Regions from separate parts of the Homo sapiens genome. Here region 1 is linked to region 2. A link is an interaction called in ENCODE POLR2A ChIA-PET data of the cell type or tissue named here. Cell type or tissue: endothelial cell of umbilical vein. All regions are shown on one strand. Each heading gives the region's core, and the rest is flanking DNA. Links, peaks and the distances in the headings are about the cores only. Region 1 overlaps PKP4 (plakophilin 4). Region 2 overlaps PKP4 (plakophilin 4).

Evidence for each region. Peaks named below come from ENCODE experiments on the same cell type or tissue, not always from the same donor. Only the 100,000 strongest peaks of a DNase experiment are listed, where the experiment ranks them.
Region 1: POLR2A ChIA-PET joins it to region 2 with 5 read pairs; 2 of 35 experiments call an interaction of 5 or more read pairs at or near these places.

What each region holds. Positions count from the first base shown.
Region 1 is chr2:158,487,525-158,492,909 of GRCh38, forward strand. All of the region lies in intron 1 of PKP4 (plakophilin 4), which reads left to right. Among named protein-coding and RNA genes, the nearest start is that of PKP4, 33 kb to the left of the region's middle. RefSeq lists a silencer at 1,833-2,127. In endothelial cell of umbilical vein, for the core only: no CTCF peak of the experiment used is centred there; DNase peaks (open chromatin) are centred at 197 and 2,427.
Region 2 is chr2:158,640,524-158,645,908 of GRCh38, forward strand. It overlaps PKP4 (plakophilin 4), which reads left to right. Exons shown (of 22, transcript NM_003628.6): 10 at 104-236; 11 at 1,963-2,176. Among named protein-coding and RNA genes, the nearest start is that of PKP4-AS1, 92 kb to the right of the region's middle. In endothelial cell of umbilical vein, for the core only: no CTCF peak of the experiment used is centred there; no DNase peak of the experiment used is centred there.

The DNA of each region.
Region 1 (5,385 bases), core at 96-5,095, 150 kb before region 2:
GGGAGGTGTCATATGCATAAAGTACCCATGAGTTTAAAGTTTTGGTTTGTTCAAGTAAAATGTTTATATAATTATTCAAGTTAAATTTAAATAAACACATGCTGAAAGAACTTGAAGGTAAAAATAGTTTCTGCAAATACTATTCCACACTTTTTCTTTATACCACTTTGAATGCTGAGTAAGGACATTGTACTGGACCATTGCCCAGCATAGTTCTGGCTTATAGAGACTTGATGGTGAAAGAAAGACTGAGAGAGAGAGAGAGAGAGAAGAGAGAGAAGGGGGAGGGAGGGAGGAAGGAAGGGAGGAAGGAAAAAGATTTGACAAGGGAATGTGTTTTTTAAGAGAAGCTCTTTGGGGAATAAATATAGTCTTGAAATACACCATGTAAAATAAGTTTAGTAGAAAACTATGGAGATATGCCTAAATCATAAATGAAAATATTGATTCGTTTCTTCAGTTGTGGAATTATTCATTTCTGATTTCTTTGCACAGGATCAAGCTATATTCTAGGTAGACCCTTTATGTTTTTCAATCTGTTCCACCTATATCCACAAATTTATTACTGCCACCTACTAAATTGTTTATAACCATTGTATGATCTGATTTTTGTATACATGTGTTGCTAAGTAAGTTTCACATTGTCATGAAACCAAATTATAAAAAAAATTGGAGGCAAGGGGTGAAAGATCTAGGTAGTGTATGAAAGTTTAACCAGTATTTGTTGAGCCTACTATGTGCTGGGGCATCCTCTTTAACACTTCCTAGGCGCCATACCCTGACTAAAGTTCCTTCAGCTTCTCATCAACACTTTTCCGCATTTCCTTCTGAGATGACTCTTCATCTGTTTTTATTCTGACTGTTGAAGCTTTTCCAGAAATGGTGCCTTGCTAAATTCCCATATATACCATGTGCTCTTTTTTTATGTTTATTATGCCCCTTGTATTGTCCCACTACCTCTAAATAATGTGGGGAAGCAGTCACAGAGAAGAGAGATCATTGCCAACCCTGTTTTGATTCTGTTTGACACTCACTGTCTCACTTACATGCAGATATCCTTTCACCAGTAGGTTTATGGTAGGCAGCTTTAAGATAGCCTCCAGTGATCCCACCTCCTGGAATCCATGCCTTAGTGTAATCTCTGTCCCTTGAGCATGCCTGAATTTATTATTCATTTCTAATGAATAGACTATTTATTTGGGTGATTGTATATCACTTCCAATAATAGCAGTGTTAACAATATCTCAGTGTTACCAAGGATTATCAGTGATTGTTGATAGTGTTCAGGAAAAAGAGCTTAGAATTCACTCCTGAGTCAGGGAAAGAATGAAGTCTATGGGTGTTTAAAAGAGAGCTGTCCAAGGAGTGGCTGGAATCAGATAGGAACAGGTGTGCAAGGCAGTGTGTCTTCAAAAGATGTGTCTTCATTTGCATCAACTATTTTAACAACCTTGGGGAAGGCATTACATCTTTCAGAGCCGTTATTTCGTCATCTGTACAATGGAGTTGAACTTGATGATGATTGTTTTGATAAATCTTTTCAATTCACATTCTCTACATCCAGAAATCCAATATTTTACATTTTGATAAGATTTTATTTAAAACAAAGTTCATCCACATACAGTAGAGTCATTTTTTTTTCCTTCAGAAATCATTATTGTAGGTGTGAAATTTATATAACATCTAAAATCTTTTGATATTATTTCTCTGGGTGTTAGCATATCTGGGCTTCTCTTTTTTGAACTGCTATTTATAGTAACTTTCTAGGGTTTTGCTTTTTATAGTTATGGAGTTTTAATGTGGCCACACTATCTTAATCATTTCAAGTTTGTGTCCCTGACAAATGAAAGAGATTTCTGACGCTAAAACCTATCAATAACCCTTCTCAGAATTCCTTGCTAGAAGAAAATGATTGGCTGCTTGTCTTTTGTTCCTCCAGTGGAGTTGGTATGTCATCCCTGAAATCATCTTCTGTACCTAAAATGTTCCAGCTACCCATCGCAGCACTCAGAATGCTGATTTGGGGCTTCCCTGACTCCTCTGCCCCCTGCAGCTGCCTTAGCTGGATGCAGGGTTTTTGCTGAGGCTCTTCCCACGCTGGGCTAAAGATTTATTAACCCTTTCTTTTCAGTGTTACAGTATCAGAAATGAAATTCTACTCACTTGCTGCATTTAAACCTTATGTTATTCATGTCATTTACAAAATGTTCTTTCCTTTTGGAATCATTTGCAAATCAATTTAAGCTGTGTTAAGCAAGACAAAAGTATACATTTTAAAAAACATAATTATGTCCAGCGAAACTCTCACAGTCTATAGTAGGAAAACCTTAAGGTGAGAGGAGTCTGGATTCCTCAAGTGTGGCCCTAGTGCTAATGAGCTTCAAAACCCAGGCACAGCCAGTTACTTCACCCCCTTCCCCCGTGAGCAAAACAACAAAACAACTAACAGTGTGAATCATTTTTCTTCAGCTCTTGGTCATTATTAAGACAACAATTAGGGGAAGTGTTATTCTCAGATTGTCTTTTTAAAATAGACACATTAATGATACTATATAAAACCGTGAGATTTATTTAAAATATTTTCAATTTAAGGGGTGTGCAAATCATTAACACCAGATGGCATCTACCTAGGATTTTTTAAAAGGTGGATTTGGGATACTTGTAGCCAAAATGTAGAAATTTAGCTTATAAACAGTTACTGTGCCAACAGATTGGTCAGTGCAAATTGAACGTGTCGATGCAAGAGGATTTAGAGCTTTTGTTGTCCATCTTTCCTGCTAAGCTCTGGTACCTCCCTGATAACAGACCTGGTCACCAAATTGATTTAAAAAAAAAAAAAAAAGACGGCAAACAAATGTGATATTTACAAGAAAAAAAATACTAGAATATTTTAGGGGGTTAAAAGATGCATAAGTAAAGTCGATGAATTTTTCTTAGATTTTCAAAAAGCTTGTAACAAATTTCCACTTGTTATTTTTAAAAGAATGCTGTTGAGTTGTAAATGGTAAGAATAGCTAATTTGTCATAGAGGATTGAAGTTTAGAAAGGGGAAATAGCAAGTTGGGATAAGCAGGCATTTTTCTGGAGGAAGAAGTACAAATAGGATTCCTCAGGAGTCAATGTGGACAATAATTTTAAACATTGATTTAATCTGTCTTAAGGAGGGCATGAGTCTCTGTAGGTTTACAGTAGCAAATCCCCTGGAAGACTGATCTGACCACCTCCTGTTTATTCTCCTTGGCTCTGGATTCTCTCTTTTGTGTTCACATTGCTGGTCTTTATTTTGGAGAAATTCTTTAGTTGGATGTTAGGGAGGGTTGAGCTGTTCATGTATCTCCATTGATGGCATTTGTCAGGACCAGGTCAGTGTTTTATTTCTTTATCCCCATCTTCTACATCTACCTCCCACGGCCGTAGGCATTTCTAATGTGTTTAGTGTTTTTGTTTGTGTGTACTCTTGTATAATATGTATGTTGCATTATGTAAATCATTACATAAATGTTGTTATTCTCATTCAGTTAATATTTTTCACTTAGTTTATTTTAAAGATATGTGTCCCTGGGTGGTGTCTGTGTTAGCTTGTTGATTCTGACTGCAGTTGAGTATTTCATGATATATATCCATCCAGTTTTATCTCTCCCCTCCTTCTGTGATGGTTATTTAGATTGCATTCACCTCCTCACCATCGTAAAAAGGGGTGCGTGATCCCTTGGGACCTGTGTGACAGTTTCTGTGGGAAATATGCCTAGCACCAGAATTGCTGCATCATAGACTATCAGTACTCTTACTTTGCCTGAGCTGTGCGGTGCTGATACTCTCTAGAATGGCTGCATCCATCTATATGTCTCCACAACCCAACACTTAGCGTGGTTCAGTCTGCCAGGTGTAAATCAACTCATTTTCAGTTTGTATTTCTCTGACTACTTATGAACTTGATAATGTCTTCATCTGCTTGTTATCTTTTTTTGGGTATCCTCTTCTGTAAATTTTTTGTCCATACCTTTTGCCCAGTTTTCTACTGGGGGTTCTAATCTTATGTTGATTTGAGGGACATCATTATATTCTGGATATATATCCCTTATTATGGCGTTACAAAAGTCTTTAATATCCCACTTGTCTGTAAACTTTATTGAACAGAAATCATTAAATGTGCTATCAAAATCATCGTTTGTTCTCCCTTCACCCCCCACCCCAGCCATATAGCTTGAAGGTTTTGTTCAAATCCTTCTCTAGCCCTAGTTCTCAAGGTATTCTTCGTGCTTTCTTTTTTATTTTTAATTTTTATTTTTGAGACAGGTTCTCACTCTGTCACCCAGGCTGGAGTACAGTGAAGCAAGTATGGCTCACTGCAGCTTCGACCTCCCAGGCTCAAGCAGCCCCTCATGTCAGCCACCCTAGTAGCTAGAGGTGAAGTAGATGGAGCACAGGTGCGCATCACCATGCTGGAGTAATTTTTAAATGTTTTGTAGAGATGATGTCTCGCTATCTTGGCAGGGCTGGTCTCAAACCTCTAGGCTGAAATAGTCCTCCTATCACAGTCTCCCAAAGTGCTGGGATTACAGGCTTGACCCACTGCACCGGGCCCCTTTTTTTAACTTTATAGTTTTACTTTATACAATTTGGCTCTCTTGCACCTGGAGTCTACGTTGTGTCACTGCCCTGATTGAAAAAAAAAATCTAATGGCCTCAGTTGCCCACAGAGTGAAACAAGGCATCACAGGGAATAGGAAACTCCTCAGAATCTATCTCACACCTTCCCCCTGTTCAGATATTCCCATATTCTTATAAAAATAAGAAACCGAAAAAGCAAGTTATGCGAAGTTAATTTTTTTTAGCTGAGGAATCATCTTTGTCTTAATCTCAGTTGCTTCCTCTCCACTGGTTGCTTCTCCTTAAGTATCTTCTGTCTCCTCAGATTTTAACAACAGCCAGCAACCTGCCTTCACTTCCAGAGAGCTGTACTGGCACCCCCTCTCCCCCACACCAACCCCAACCCCGTTTCCCTTTGGCTTCCGCCACCCTGCTTCCCCTCCTGCCACCCTGCCCGGGCTTTGCTCCTGAGGATACTCTTCATCTGTCTTGCCCATCAACACTTGACAACCCACTCCATGGGAAAATTGCTTTCCTTCTTTGCCTGTTACAATAGTATTTTTTTCTGTCTCCTTTTGTCTTTCTGACTCTTACTACTTAAGTTCTGTTTCCAGCTGACCATTTTCCTCCTGCGTACCTTTTAACATTACTATTTTCTTCTTCTTACAGAAGTGTTATACGTGTTTACAGTAGAAAATGCAGACTAACCAAAAGATGGACTACCCATAATTTCATCATTTAGAACAGCTTTTTGGTTTTGTTTCTTTAAGAAAAGGGGATTATGCTTCATAGGCA
Region 2 (5,385 bases), core at 216-5,215:
ATTTTTGTCTCAGCTGAGCTTTTTTTCCTTATACCAAGTGTTTTTTTCAGTGTATTTTTACAACATGGGCCTTCCTTTCTGAAGCCATGTTTTTCTCATGTAGGGAGTTTGCCTGGCGTGATCCTGAGTTGCCTGAGGTCATTCACATGCTTCAGCACCAGTTCCCATCTGTTCAGGCAAATGCAGCGGCCTACCTGCAGCACCTGTGCTTTGGTGACAACAAAGTGAAGATGGAGGTACAGGACATGGTGCCTGGGATGACTGGGGAAAATAATGCCTTTGCATTTAACAGCCACGTGCTTCTGTATTTAAGAAATTACCCAGTGTAATTCAAGAGTCTTTTTAAAGGGATATTTTGATACCAGATACTCTTTCACTTAACTATGCATTTCAGTATCTCTCAGGAAAAACTAGGATACATATATTTCTTGGAGTGCTTTCAGCATTTTCAAATCGTATGTCTACTTCATTAGCTTATTTATAAAACCATGAAGCAAAAATCAATTTAACTTGCATTTAAAAAATATTTTAGGCCAGGCACAGTGGCTCATGCCTATAATCTCAGCACTTTGGGAGACAGAGGCTGGCAGATCACCTGAGGTCCGGAATTCAAGACCAGCCTGGCCAACATGGTGAAATCCCTTCTCTACTAAAAACACAAAAATTAGCTGGACATGGTGGTGCATGGCCTGTAATCCCCGCTACTCAGAAGGCTGAGGCGGGAGAATCACTTGAACCTGGGAGAAGGAGGTTGCAGTGAGCCGAGATCAAGCCACTGCACTACAGCCTAGGAGCGAGACTCTGTCTCAAAAAAAAAAAAAATTATTAGGTTAAAAATTATAGTATTCATTGAACTAGTGAGCCAATGTGTTTTATGGGATTCTAGTCAGATTGGTGCCAACTATAAATAAGTTATAGAGGATTATAACCATCACTAAGGCTGAACATACATGAATATTTTATTTCAGGGTTTTTTTGGTATTTATAGAAACATAGCAAGTTACTGGTTATTGGCTATAATTCTATATAACATATAGATTCTTTCTTTAACGTTTCAAGCCTTCTTCTGACCCACTGTGTTATATAAAACTGAAGTGTTTTTCATCATTTTAATGTGCATAACAGTATACCAGTTCCAGACCTAAAAGTGAATGTAGTACATAAAGCCCAGAAATACTCAAATAATGTACTAATGAATTGACAAATGGAAGAAAATTTAAGGAGAGTAGCCTAGAGAACTCATTCTAGAAACTAAATAACTTAAGTCAAAAATTATTTCCTATATTGCCTCAAGCCCTGCAGATAGCTTTGCTATGTTTGTGTATTTGCACATTGCACTGCTGGAGTGAAAGCACAATTCTTGATGTGTGTTCTGAGGCTTGGAGGAGGACTGTGCTGCCTGCCGATGGACATTAAACCACTTAAATCTCCTATCTTTTTTTGAAGCCATGAACCCAGGAAAAGTATCATCTACAAGAGTGTCCTTAGAATTCTGTTTTTTTGGTGGGGGGTGGGGGGCACAGAGTCTCACTCTGTTGCCCAGGCTGGAGTGCAGTGGTGCAATCTTGGCTCACTGCAACCTCCACCTCCCAGGTTCCAGCGATTCTTGTGCCTCAGCCTTCCAAGTAGTTGGGATTACAGGCGTGTGCCTCAACACCCAGCTAAGTTTTCTCTATTTTTAGTAGAGACGGGGTTTCATCATGTTGGCCAGGCTGGTCTTGAACTCCTGACCTCAAGTGATCCGCCCATCTTGGCCTCCCAATGTGCTGAGATTACAGGCATGAGCCACCGCACCTGGCCTCTCCTTAGAATGTATAAAAGTTGTCTTATTTGGAATAAAAAGTAACCTTTGAAATGGTCTAGAGATATCCACATCCTGTGATCTCTCCATAACGGACTTCTGTATGATCACTGATTAATTGCATGTTACTTAGGCCTGGTACCTAATATTTTTCATTCTAGGTGTGTAGGTTAGGGGGAATCAAGCATCTGGTTGACCTTCTGGACCACAGAGTTTTGGAAGTTCAGAAGAATGCTTGTGGTGCCCTTCGAAACCTCGTTTTTGGCAAGTCTACAGATGAAAATAAAATAGCAATGAAGAATGTTGGTGGGATACCTGCCTTGTTGCGACTGTTGAGAAAATCTATTGATGCAGAAGTAAGGGAGCTTGTTACAGGTAGGTATAGAATGTGATCTCGTCCTAGAGGAAATGTTGAAAACAGTCTGGACTGTGCCCTTGTATAGTGGCACTATGGAAGAGTTGGAGGTTCCAGGTAATAGATAATGAGATATATATAGTGCTCACAACTGTGAAGGCTGAGAATTATTTAGTCTAATGAGTCAGAAACCGTTTAGAATGCAGTCATCTCTATTAGTATAAGTTATTGTACTTATTAATTTGTAAATATCAGCTAACAGATGTCTTTTTCATGGAGGACTAAATATGACATTTTTTACATGTATTTCATAGTAAATCTAGTTGTATTAAATAGACTATCCTATATTATGAAAATAAAATATACTTAATGGATTGGCAGTCTTTTACGTTAGCTCAGCTGGTGTCTGAGTGCCTGTTTGTATTCCCACGTACTTTACTAGGCCCCAGGGATAGAAAGATGAATAAAACTCAGTGCCTGCGCTTAAGTCACCCTCAGATTGGTGAGGAACACAGGTGGTTTTGTGAGCGTCAGGGAAATGTGGCAAGTCTCACTCAACAGAGGTTGCATTGGGCACAGAGGATGGGTAACGAAGTTCCCTGGGTGACATGAAACTGAAGTTGGCCTAAGGGATGAGGAAGCATTGGCTGGATAGGCAGAGGTCTTTCTAGTTACAAGCTCCGAAACAGCATGGGATATAGTTCTGGAGCTACCAGCAAGAGGGGGCTGCTGTGTTAAAACCTCGTGAGGGCCAAGTGTGGTAGCTCACACCTGTAATCGCAACACTTTGGGAGACCGAGGCAAGAGGGTCACTTGAGGCCAGGAGTCCAAGACCAACCTGGGCAACACAGGGAGACCACATCTCTACAAAAAATAAAAATAAGTAGCTGGATGTGGTGGCACATGCCTGTGGTTCCAGGTACTTGGGAGTCTGAAGTAGGGGGATCACTTAAGCCCAGGAGGTTGAGGCTGCACAGTGAGCCATGATCACACCACTGCACTCCAGCCTGGATGACAAGTGAGGCCCTGTTTCAAAAAAAAAAAAAAAAGAAAAGAAAACAAGGCCAGAGAGAGATAGAGTCTTCATTTAGGGAACTGTTTTTTTAGACGGAGTCTTGCTCTGTCACCCAGGCTGGGATGCAATGGCATGATCTGAGCTCACTGCAACCTCTGCCTCCCGGGTTCAAGCGATTCTCTCGCCTCAGCCTCCTGAGTAACTGGGATTACACACACGCGCCACCAAACCCAGCTAATTTTTGTATTTTTAGTAGAGATGGAGTCTCACCATGTTGGCCAGACTGGTCTCCAACTTCTGACCTCAGGTGATCCGCCCGCCTCAGCCTCTCAAAGTGCTGAGATTACAGGTGTGAGCCACTGCACCCCGCCCATTTAGGGAACTTTTATAAGGAACTTAATTGTGTCCCACATGCAGTAGGGACACTGGGGTATGGCATGGCCAGTTTAGGCCTTTAAATGCGTTCTTCCAGCAGGCAGCAGGGTAGAGGATTGATATGAAGTGGGAGAGCGTGGGAGGCCTATGAACAGACCAACAGTCTACTGATAACAGCTTGAACTATTTTAATGATGAAAAGGAAGAGTGGGGTGGAGCAGTCAGAGAAATATTTTGTGGTCTGGGCATGATGGTCGGAAGTGCGGAGTGAGAGAGAGGGAGAAGTGAGTAATGCCTGGATGTTGCAGTGCTAGTGGCTGGATTCAAGGATACTTGAGATTGAGCTGGAAGAATGGTTCTGCAGGAGGACACATTGATGACAGCATTGCTTGTAATAATAATTCAGGGAAAATACTAAGAGTTCATTGACAAAAGAATGGTTACATCAATGGCAGTACTCTCACACAGTGAAACCACATACAGCAGTTAAAATAAGCACAGTAGAATACACATAACAGATACATGCAGCTTTAGAAATACTTGCAGAATGATAACTACAGAGTAATACTATTTGAATAAAGTTTTTAAATATGTAGATTGATGTGGATATATGCACATGCAATAAAGTTAAAATTTCTAATTGGAATAATAAAAATAGATTCAGGATAGGGGTTACCTCTGTGAAGAGGAAGGAGGAAAATGGGACTGGGGGTTGTATTCCACCTCTGTTTCTTTAGAGAACTCTGAAATACATAAGACAAAATGTTAATATTTGACAAAGCTGGCATACCTGGGTGTTTGTTTTATATTTTCTTTGCCTTTTTTCATGCTTGAGATATTTAATTTAAAATTTTAAAACAACATTTCTTCAAAATTAATTTCATTCCCCCCAGGTTTCCACTGTGAAATCAGAGTTGTAGTTTCTGTAACACTTGGGAATGAATAAACTATCCTGCATCCAATATTTAAGGGGAATCAACTTTCTCATAAGATATTAATGTTCAAAATACAACATTAATATTCCCTTGTACTCTAAATAAAATACCAAAAGTAGAATATACGTTACAAATAATCATAAATCTGGAATGGACCATCTGCCTTAATGTATTTTGACTATTAATGCTTTAGCGCTTCTAAATTAGTACTCCCACTTTCTAAAATGCTTTTGAGGCATCTCACCAAAAAACAAATTATAATTATTTTTGTTTACGTGTACATGTAGATATAAAATGAAAATTAGAGCAAGCTAAACAGAATTAAGAAAAAATAAAAATGTAGCTATGTTCATCCTAGAAGTCAACACAGTCACTGTGATTACGCCCACAAATTTACCCTGAGCCTACTGTTAGGGAGGCATAGAGGAGACAGAATCATTTGCATTACATGAGTGCTTTCCTGCTTTGTCTGATGTTTCTCTTCCCATCACTTTGAACTTCCTGTGTCATGTCCAGTTGTCTTCCCATAGTAACACCGTGCAGCCAGGAGGGCTGCAGTCCATCGTGTGCGCTACTCCCTGAGAGAGCAGTGGCGATCCAGGGACAAATGACATGGAAAACACAGCTTCTCCTCAAATTTAACTAGCCAGATTCATCATGACTCGATCCTTACATCCTTAATGTGAAGCTTTTTCCTGCTCTTCTGTCCTCTCATAGGAGGAATGAGTCTTTTCTGAATTTCTGTTTGAGTTTTTTCCTTGGGAGAGACTATTACAGTGCCTTTCCTGAGCTGAGCTCAAGGAATTTGTAAGATTTAGTGTTAAACAGGAAGAAAAGTACATGATTGTGTGCTCTTTTTTTGTTTACATTTAAAAATAAGTCAAAATTACTTTAAGTAGAGCCC